2 separate regions of the Homo sapiens genome follow, and region 1 is linked to region 2. Evidence: chromatin loops called from intact Hi-C (ENCODE). Cell type or tissue: ovary. All regions are shown on one strand. Region 1 holds the start of ABHD16B (abhydrolase domain containing 16B). Region 2 overlaps ZBTB46 (zinc finger and BTB domain containing 46).

What was found. Hi-C counts contacts between places; a loop is a spot of excess contacts. Peaks named below come from ENCODE experiments on the same cell type or tissue, not always from the same donor. Only the 100,000 strongest peaks of a DNase experiment are listed, where the experiment ranks them.
Region 1: a loop joins it to region 2, with 3 times the contacts of the local background. A loop is called at or near these places in 75 of 110 quality-filtered maps.

The regions. Positions count from the first base shown.
Region 1 is chr20:63,856,506-63,861,505 of GRCh38, reverse strand. ABHD16B (abhydrolase domain containing 16B) reads right to left here and starts at 8. Exons shown (of 1, transcript NM_080622.4): 1 at 1-8. It overlaps ABHD16B-AS1 (ABHD16B antisense RNA 1), which reads left to right. Exons shown (of 2, transcript NR_165314.1): 2 at 1-291. RefSeq lists a silencer at 2,801-2,960. In ovary, CTCF peaks have their summits at 2,207 and 2,406 (motif pointing right); DNase peaks (open chromatin) are centred at 749, 2,385 and 3,305; H3K27ac peaks cover 3,309 bases.
Region 2 is chr20:63,772,889-63,777,888 of GRCh38, reverse strand. It overlaps ZBTB46 (zinc finger and BTB domain containing 46), which reads left to right. Exons shown (of 5, transcript NM_001369741.1): 3 at 1,927-2,211. Among named protein-coding and RNA genes, the nearest start is that of ZBTB46-AS2, 32 kb to the right of the region's middle. RefSeq lists an enhancer at 4,570-5,000. In ovary, a CTCF peak has its summit at 2,528 (motif pointing left); a DNase peak (open chromatin) is centred at 2,574; H3K4me3 peaks cover 600 bases; H3K27ac peaks cover 3,067 bases.

The DNA.
Region 1 (5,000 bases), 84 kb before region 2:
ATCGCCGCGAGAGGCACAGGGCAGTCTTAGGGGATACCGGCTCCCGGACAAGCCCTGATGGCCTTTGTGACCTGGCCTTCCAGGGCGGAGGGAAGGCTGCATCCTGTTGCTAGGTGATGGGTGCACAAAGGGTTCCCAGAGATGATGAACCCAAGGTTCTGCCCGTCCCCCGCCTTCGCCAAGACCCCACCAGCTAAACGCTCCCAGGCCCAGCTTTCCCACCCATGATTTGAGCAGCTACTGTCTCCCTCTTTCTTCCTTATTTATTTATTAAATTGAGATGGGGTCTCACTATGCTGCCTAGGCTGGTCTTGAACCCCTGGGCTCAAGCGATCCTCCCGCCTCCACCTCCCACAGTGTTGGGATTACAGGTGTGAGTCCCTGCACCCCGCCTCCACCTCCCACAGTGTTGGGATTACAGGTGTGAGTCCCTGCACCCCGCCTCCCTCTTCCTTAAATTTAAGATGGACAGCCCCACGGGCCAAAAAGGGACAGCAAGGCCTCCTCCGCCTGTACCAGGCTTGCTGTGGGTCCTGCAAGTTTCCCTTCAGGGTCTGCTGGTTTAAACCTCATCTCCCCAGGACGGCCGGGGTCAGAGACAGGGCTGCTGCTGCACCAAAAAGGCGGTATTTGCTCTCGGCCCGGCCCCTCCTCTCCACACCTTCCTTCTTCGGTGCTGACCAGAAACAAGCCCTCTCCTTTTCTGGATCCTCTTTTCACTGGCTGCCAGCAACAGCAGTGACCTTCTGGGGCGGGTCCTGCCTGGCTGGGGTTCCTCTTTCTCGCTCCTGGGTCGAGCCCCCACTCCCAGGCTGCGCCTCCCTCTTTTCTGGAGAGGTATCTTTTCTCCTGCCCTGGAAAGGGCCAGCCCACCTGAGGGCAGGGTCGGAAGCCGCCTGCCAGGAGGAGCCCCAGGGAAGAGGGCAGCTCCAGGTACTCAACAGCTCCCCAGACCAGAAACAAACATGCTACAATCAGGGAGTTTGGCAAATCCAGCCAGAGCCTCTGAGCCCAGGTGCCAGGCCCGCCTGGGACCCCAGCCTTCTGGGGAAGGGGTAGTTTCAGGCTGAAGCACCCCCTCTCTGCTCTCCTGCTCAGCGTCTGGGTTAGAGGCACTGCCTGACCCTAACAGGCCCCGCCCCTAGTTGGGGGAGTCAGCTGCTGCCTTTAGGGGTTGGGGGACAGAAGACAGGGACCAATTAACAAAGGGAGCGATTTGGGGGGCTATTACCCCCATTCTAGGTTGCCAGATAAAATACAGAATAATATGCCAGTTAAATTGGAATTACAAATAAACAAATACTTTTTGGGTATAAGTATGTTCCAACTTCTGCTTGAGACATTATTTTAAAATTGTTTATCTGAAATTCAAATTTAACTGGATATCCTGTTTTTTCTGTTTGTTTGTTTGTTTGTTTTTGAGACGGAGTCTCACTCTTGTCGCCCAGGCTGGAGTGCAATGGTGCAATCTCAGCTCACTGCAACCTCTGCCTCCTGGGTGTTCAAGCAATTCTCCTGCCTCAGCCTCCCAAGTAGCTGGGATTACAGGTGCCCGCCACCATGCCCGGCTAACTTTTTGTACTTTTAGTAGAGATGGGGTTTCACCACGTTGGTCAGGCTGGCCTCTAACTCCTGACCTCAGGTGGATCACCCGCTTTGGCCTCCCAAAGTGCTGGGATTACAGGCAGGAGCCACCGCACCCGGTCTAGATATACCCTGTTTTTAAATTTGTTTTTGTTTTGCTAAATCTGGCAGTCCTACCCCCAGGCACACACACAGTTGAGATCCAGATTTTCCTGGTTATCCAGCTTTGATCTCCGATTGGCTACTGTGCTCATTGGTCAAAGCCTGAGGACAAAGAGGGTGTCTCAGGGTCCACTGGTGCACCTGTCACACCATCCTTTCCACTGGGTCCTGGGCAGCAACAGGAGCCCTGCCCCAGGAGGAAACACACAGGGTACTGCCCCTGCAGCCAAGGGATGGGCAAGGCTTCCCCTGGGGATTGGTGGTTCTGGTCCTGCTCAAGTGTCCACCCCTGACCCTGTGGGGAAAGGAGCCTGGTGGATAGGGGTGGGGATGGAAACTTCTGCAGAGGGTGGGAGATGATTCCTTTCCCAGGAGCCTCTTTCATAAACTCAGCGGCTGCCTACTCTAGGCAGGTTGGGGCTGTGGGCCCAAAGGCTACCGGCCCATTTTGTGTGAGACCACAGGAGTGAACCCAGCAGCAGAGCCGAAGTTCTGACAGGAGGTGTCCCTGCCACCTCAGTTCAGATCCTGGCAGCGGCAGGAGTCCTGGAGGACTGTCCACGCAGGATGTTGGACGCACTAAACCTTATTTTGATTCCCCTGAGCAGATCCTGCTTGGAGGAGCCTCGTCCTCCTGGGGGCAGTCTCCCAGCTTGATCTGCTCTGGGACTTGTTTGGAAATGCAGGCTTTTCTTTAGCCAGGCCCACCTGCCCTTAGCTTCCCCCACAACAACCCACCCACACACACACACAGAGCAGGAAGTTCTTGAGAGGAGGAGGGGAGAGCCTGGGACCGGATTCTGAGGGGCAGAGGTCAGCGGGCTGGAGCCGCTGGCCCCCAGGGGTTCCATGCCTCATCCTGTGTCTGGCCCAGCCCCTGATCCCACCAGCCCACGGGAGTCCAAGTGCCCCAGAACCCCCGGCTCTGTTGAGACAGGAAAGCATGTGACAGGAAGGGAGCTGTCCCCTCTCCAGAAGAGCCCCCAGACGACCAGCTGCAGCAGCCATGACCTCTTGTGCCTCCACCGCCATCAGCTCAGGGAAGTGTCCACAAGGTGGAGGTGGGGGCTGTGTCCCTGCTGATCTGTTTGTGGAGGCAACCCCCACCTCCACCCCGGTGCCCTCCACGCCGACATCTGAGCGTGCACCCACCCCCACAGGGCCTGCCAGTCTCTGAGCCCTCCACCCCTTGGTTCCCACCCTCCTGCATTGGGCCCTCCTGCACTGGGGCAGGGCTCTCCCCCTGGCCAGTCCTGCCAACCCTCCTGCACTGAACCCTCCCTGGAGGCCCTTGATTTATGCCAGTGGAGCCTGCAGAGCCAACCTTGGAGAAGGAAGGAGAGGAGAGAGAGAAAACCAGTCCCAGAGGCCGGAGGGGCAGGAACCAGGATCAGAGCCCCTGGCAGAGGGCATCCGTCAGGGAGTGAGCCGACCCCAGCAGCCCTGGACTCAGGGAGCAGTGCCCAGGCCTTGGGAAAACTGAGGCTACCCTGGTGGGTGCGGGAGCTGAGTCTGCACAAACGCCTCTGCTCAGGAAATGGGGTGCAGGGAAGGTGGGGGTGGCTTGGAGCCCAAGGACAGGAGGGGATGCTTCCTGGAGGACGCAGGGTCAGGAGAAGGGGCGGAAATGGCCAAGACAGCTGCTGAACATCTGGAGTCACAGAGAATTAATTGCTCAGAGCCCTCAAGGACGGTGGGGTTGGTGGGGGAGTGGCGTACACTGGAGCCTTCTCCGTCCTGGCTCCCTGCAGGGCCTGTGCTCTGGGCCTCTCTCCTGCCCGGGATGAAGGACACCAGTGAGCAGCCCTCCCCAGAGTACCCCCCAACACCCATCCCAGTACACACCCCTGGGGGCCATGCTATGTATATGTGGAGGGCTCACTGTCCTCCCTGCCTACAAGCACTGCCACTGCAGCCTCCGGCCCCCCGACACTGGCATTTGGCTCCTCCCCAGGCCTGTTCCCCGTCTCCTGTGGGAATGAGCCAGGGTCTCTCCAGAATCCTTGACACAGTGCCCTGCATTGTCAGGGGAGGGAGTGGGGACAGCTCCCCACATCAAGGTAAAGTCTGGGTTGGGGTCAAGAGCCCTGCAGGGGCCAGGCCTGGTGGGTCGAGCCTACAGTTCCAACCACTTGGGTGACTGAAGCGGGAGGATTGCTTCAGGCCAGGAGTTCAAGGCTGCAGTCAGCTATGATCGCACTGCTGCACTAAAAAAAAAAAAAAGTCCTGCTGGCCTGTGTGATGTAGGCTGAATTCTTCTGGGGCAGTCTGCACCATTTCTGCAGACTCCAGTGCAGAAATGGTAGATCGTCCCCTGGGCCCCATACACACACTTTGAAGGGTATGTTCAAGGCCCAGGCTCACCCCGGCTTGGAAGACCCTAGAGCAGGGTCCTTTCTCTCACTGCAATAACCAGTTTTTGATATAAGTGCTCATTTTTGTTATTCGAAATGTAACATTCTCATCATACACAGTGACGCAGGGATGTGAAGCGATTAACCGTTCTTCCCACACTCCTCGTAGACATCCAGACTTGCTAGTCGGGACCGTGTCTTTCTCACCTTCCATTTGCCTACAAACATATACGTACAGAGAGTCTTATCTAGGGGTCTTCTGTCACTGGCTCGTACAGAAACAGACCTGGTGTTCATGTCACTCTGCAGCAGGCTTGCTCTTCTCCGAGGTGTGTCCTGAGCGCCACTGCAGTCTCGCAGCACAGGCCTGCAAATGCCCCCAGGGTTCCTGCCCTGGCACCACTGTGTCCACTTCTGCTGTCGGACACACGGGCTCCAGACCTCTCCCCGCTGCAGACACAGGGCATCGCGCACTTTTGTTCAAGGACCCTGGCCTCTAGGGGCTTTTCTTTTCTTCTTTTCTTTTCTTTTTTTTTTTGAGACGGAGTCTCGCTCTGTCGCCCAGGCTGGAGTGCAGTGGCATGTTCTCAGCTCACTGCAAGCTCCGCCTCCCGGGTTCACGCCATTCTCCTGCCTCAGCCTCCCAAGTAGCTGGGACTACAGGCGCCCGCCACCACGCCCGGCTGATTTTTTGTATTGTTAGTACAGACGGGGTTTCACCGTGTTAGCCAGGATGGTCTCGAGCTCCTGACCTCGTGATCTGCCCACCTTGGCCTCCCAAAGTGTTGGTATTACAGGCGTGAGCCACCGCGCCCGGCCCCAAGGGGGTATTCTTAAAGCCAAGAGCTTTGCCCCAGTTGCTTTTCCACAGGTTGTGGTTGTGTCGCCTGCCAGTCTTTG
Region 2 (5,000 bases):
GTGTCTGGCTTCGTCCGCTGAGCATGTTTTCACGGCTCCTCTGTGTGGTGGCCTGTGTCTGTTCTTCATGCCTTTTCATGGCCACATAATATTCCATTGTGGGGATGGACCTGTTATGTTTATCCATTCGTCCATCGATGGACTTGTTGGCTGTTCCACCTTTTGGCTGTTATGGATAACGTGCTACGCGCGTCCTGGACGAGGTTTTCTGTGAGCTTTTGTGTCTTCATTTCTCGTGGGTATCTGCATGCGTACATGTGGAACTGCTGGGCCCCGTGGTGATTCCTGTACCTGATGTTGTGAGGACCTGCCGACCTGCTCCGCAGGAGGGCACCATGTTACACTCTTACCAGCAAGGTTCCAGGGTTCTGATTTCTTCCCATCCTTGCCAATATTATCTGATCTTTTTTGTTGTTGTTTTTGAGATAGGGTCTCACTCTGTCACCCAGACTGGAGTACAGTGGCTCGATCACAGCTCACCACAGCCTCAACCTCTCAGGCTCAAGTGATCCTCCCGCCGCAGCCTCCTGAGTAGCTAGGACCACAGGCACAACCCACCACACTCAGCTAATTTTGTTTTATTTTAACTTTTTGTCCTGCTGTGTTGCCCAGGCTGGTCTTGAACTCCTGTTCTCAATAGATCTTCCGGTCTTAGCCTCCCAAAATGTTGGGACTGGAAGCGTGAGCCACGGTGCCTGGCCTTTTTATATCCAGCCATCCCAGTGGGTGTGTGCTGGAACCGTGGCGTGTGCTGGAACCGTGGCGTGTGGTGGAACCGTGGCGTGTGCTGGAACCGTGGCGTGTGGTGGAACCGTGGCGTGTGCTGGAACCGTGGCGTGTGGTGGAACCGTGGCGTGTGGTGGAACCGTGGCGTGTGCTGGAACCGTATTGTGTGGTGGAATCGTGTTGTGTTTTGCGTTTCCTTAGTGATGGGTGATGCTGAGCATCTCTTCCTGTGCGTCTTGGCCATTTATACATCTTCTTTGGACAAATGTCTAGTAAGATTTTTTGCCCATTTTTATATTGAGTTACAGTATTTGCCTTTTTATTATCAGATATATAGGTTGCAATTTTTTTTTTTTTTTGAGACAGAGCGTTGTTCTGTCGCCCAGGCTAGAGTGCAGTGGTGTGATCTCGGCTCATTGCAACCTCCACCTCCTGGGTTCAAGCGATTCTCCTGCCGCAGCCTACTGAGTAGCTGGGATTACAGGCACGTGCCACCACGCCCGGCTAATTTTTGTATTTTTAGTAGAGATGGGGTTTCACCATGTTGGCCAGGCTGGCCTTGAACTCCTGACCTCAGATGATCCGCCCGCCTCGGCCTCCCAGAGTGCTGGGATCACAGGCTTGAGCCACCGCACCCGGCGTCACTTTCTTGGTAGTATCCTTTGAAGCACAGACATTTAATTTTGATGAGTCCAATTTATTTTGTTGCTTGTGCTTGGTTTTGTATCTAAGAACCTATTGCCAAATCTGAGATCATGCGGATTTTCTTCTAAGAATTTTATAGATTTAGCTCTAACGTCATTGATCCATTTTGAGCCTCTCCTCGTCTTTGCGAGATGGAAATACTGCCGCCCCAGGAGCCTCTGACTCTCAGGCCCTCGGCCCTGGAGCAGAGCAGGTACCAGGTCTGCAGCGCCTCGTCCAGGGAGGGCAACCCCGTTGTTCTGAGTTGAGCCGTCCTCCAAAGCCTTGGCTGAGACTCCACCGCAGCCATGGGACCTGGGTGGGCAGGAAAGGCCGGGCTGGGCCGAGGCTGCTGCATTGCTGGGGCAGGTGCCCGGCTCCCAGGGTGGGCTGGACTTGATGCTGCTCTGTAGCTCAGGCAGAAGCTGGTCGCTGTCCTTCTAAATGTGTCGCCTGTCCCACTTGGAGAGTCTGGGAACGACCCGTGTCTTCTGACGTGTGTCCCTCTGTCCCCAGATGCGGACCTGTCCGTCACCGAAGCCAGCAGCTCCGACAGCCGAGGAGAGAGGGCCGAGCTCTATGCACAGGTGGAGGAGGGTCTCCTGGGAGGAGAAGCCAGCTATCTGGGCCCTCCCCTCACCCCAGAGAAGGACGACGCCCTGCATCAGGCCACCGCGGTGGCCAACCTGCGCGCGGCGCTCATGAGTAAGAACAGCCTGCTGTCGCTGAAGGCCGACGTGCTGGGGGATGACGGCTCCCTGCTGTTCGAGTACCTGCCCAGAGGGGCCCACTCGCTGTCCCGTAAGTGCAGGCCCTGGGGGCCGCTTGGCTTTGGTGTGGTTTTGAAGGCTGAGGGTTGCAGGTCCCGGGCCAAGATGAGATGAGGCTGAGGGTCTGTCCCTGCTGCTCGGCCGCCTGCTGACCTCCCTGTTGCGGGAGGTGAGGATGCGGCGTCACAGCCTGGACTGGCCTCTCAGGTGCACGGGGGGCTGGCTTTAGAGTGAGGAGGGAATGGACGCGGTTGTGAGCGCGGCGGGCAGGGGAGCAGCCGAGTGCTTGCTGGAATGTTTCTCACAGGAGTCGTTGGCTGAATGCGAGCTCGTCCGGGTCGCGCAGGGGCCGGGGGTCTTTGTGCTCCAGAGACGGGCTCGGGCGCCCCCTGCCGGCCCCTCTGTCGCCTTCGTGCTGAGGCTCGTTTCGCGCAAGGGAGATGGGGGCGGCCGCTGCGAGCCGATTGCACTTGGGGGCCTCGCCTTGCGTTGCCTTCGCTGGATGATGCTGGTGGCGTGTGACTTTTAAAGATGCGTCGGAGGTTGTCTTTAAAACGTAAATGTCCCCAGCTGAATCCAAACGACGACGCGCCTGCCGAGATGTGGCCAAAAGTTCAGCCACTGCTGCGTGTCGGGCTCACCCCAGACTGACTGACTTCCTGACAAGACGGGGGCATTCAGCTTTCGGAGTTTAAAAAAACAAAGGGGCCGGGCGCGGTGGCTCACGCCTGCAATCCCAGCACTTTGGGAGGCTGAGGCGGGCAGACCACGAGGTCAGGAGATCGAGACCATCTTGGCCAACACGGTGAAACCCCGTCTCTACTAAAAATACAAAAAATTAGCCGGGCGTGGTGGCGGGCGCCTGTAGTCCCAGCTACTCGGGAGACTGAGGCAGGAGAATGGCGTGAACCCGGCAGGCAGAGCTTGCAGTGAGCCGAGATCGCGCCACTGCACTCCAGCCGGGGCGACAGAGGGAGACTCTGTCTCAAAAAAAAAAACAAAAAAAAAAACAAAAAAAACCCACCGCAGCCAGCCCCCAGCCAGCTGCCTTCTGGTCTCGCGCTCATGTGGGCCCCCGGGCAAGGCCTGGTGCTGGCACCTAGCACATAGCTGGCACTCAGCATGCGGCTGAGAGTGAGTGAGGCGCCTCCCGTTTCTCTCCAGGGGAGGAGGGAGCGAGTCCGGCATGAGATGCCCCCACCTCCGCGGCTGGGGTCCAGGCGTGCTGAGTGGTGTGGACACATTGTTTGCTGAGTATTGAGGGAAGTGAAGGAAGGAAACGTGCCAGCTGTCCTTGATGCTGGGATTTGGGAAGTATATCTGTTTCTCTGTTTCTTTACGCTGCTCTAAAAAACAATATTTTTACAACTTTGTTTTCATAAGCACTAAAATATTCTTTCGAATTTTCGCGTTGGTGTGAGCACTGATGCCAACTGTTTGTGGGTAATAAAGACTACATGTGGAAAGTGGTGTTCACCTTCCCTTTATTCCGTGTACTCAGTGAGGAGCCGTGTCCGTCGAAGGGTCTTGGCCCTGAAAGTGAGGCTCAGGGCTGAGCACTGCACAGACGGGACAAGCTGTGGGTGCTGGGCTGTCACAGACATCCTGAGGCCTCACTTCCCACATCTGAAAAACTGGGGGGGGGGGGGGGGGCGGGGGGTGCCACTTACACAGCTGTTGTGAATTCAAACAAAATAGCGTTTCTAAAATATCAAACACGGTGCAGGCAGAGTGTTTGTGATTTATGCTCCAAGATGTTGGCCCCGTCCCCTCTCAAATGCAAAAGTGTACTTGTCAGCAGAAATGGTTGGATTTGAGCAAACCCCGGGGTACTGGGGCCTTTCCAGGAGGCGGTGGCAGGGCATGTGGGCATCCTGCAGTCGGCCAGCCGGTCAGATGGAGCGCTGGGCACGTTTCGTGGGCGTCAGGAGGGACAGGCTGGGTGCGGCCAGCGGCGCATGCCCGTGGGTGCGGTCGGAGGGGGATCCCGGGCCTCCCTCACTACCCTCCCCTCCGACCGCCTTTTCACATGAGCAGCTTGGGTGCGGCCGGTGGCACATGCCCGTGGGTGCCGTCGGAGGGGGATCCCAGGCCTCCCTCACTACCCTCCCCTCCGAGCGCCTTTTCACATGAGGGGCTTGGGTGCTGTTTCCTGTGGATCTCTCAGACCGTCGTATACACTCATTCAGGGCAGGGACCCCAACACACCCAGTTCCTTTGCAGCACCCCAGGTACAGCTGGTGTGTCTTGGTCATTAAGAACGACTTTGGGAGCCTGGGCAACGTGGGGAAACCCCATCCCTACAAGAAGTTAGCCCAGCATGATGGTGCCTTGTGCCCGTAGTCCCAGCTACTCAGGCGGCTGAGGTGGGAGGATCGCTTGAGCCCAGGAGGTTGAGGCTGCAGTGAGCCATGATTGCATCATTGCCCTCCAGCCTGGGTGACAGAGTGAGACACTGTCTCAAAAAAAAAAAAAAAAGCCATTGGACTGAGGGGAAACAATTTGTTTGTGCTTTTTCTACTGTTTCTGCGTCTGACAGCCCTCCCTGGGTGTGGCTCCGTCCATGAAGCCTTTGCTGGTTTGTGTGTGCAGCAGATGGGGTCGGAGGGCACGGCTTGGCAGAAGATGTCGATTTCACCCGTGGCATACGAGCTGTGGGCCCTGTGGTGCCAGGTCTGACCTTGGGGAACACATACCCCAGCTCGGCCTTGGTGGCCCTGGCAGTTTCTCCCCTTCCTCGGGGCTTTTCTGTTCTGGGCCCCTCCTTTCCGGAAGCGAGCCCCGGAGCACGTGGAGGGAGTGGCCGCGGAGCCTGAGGCT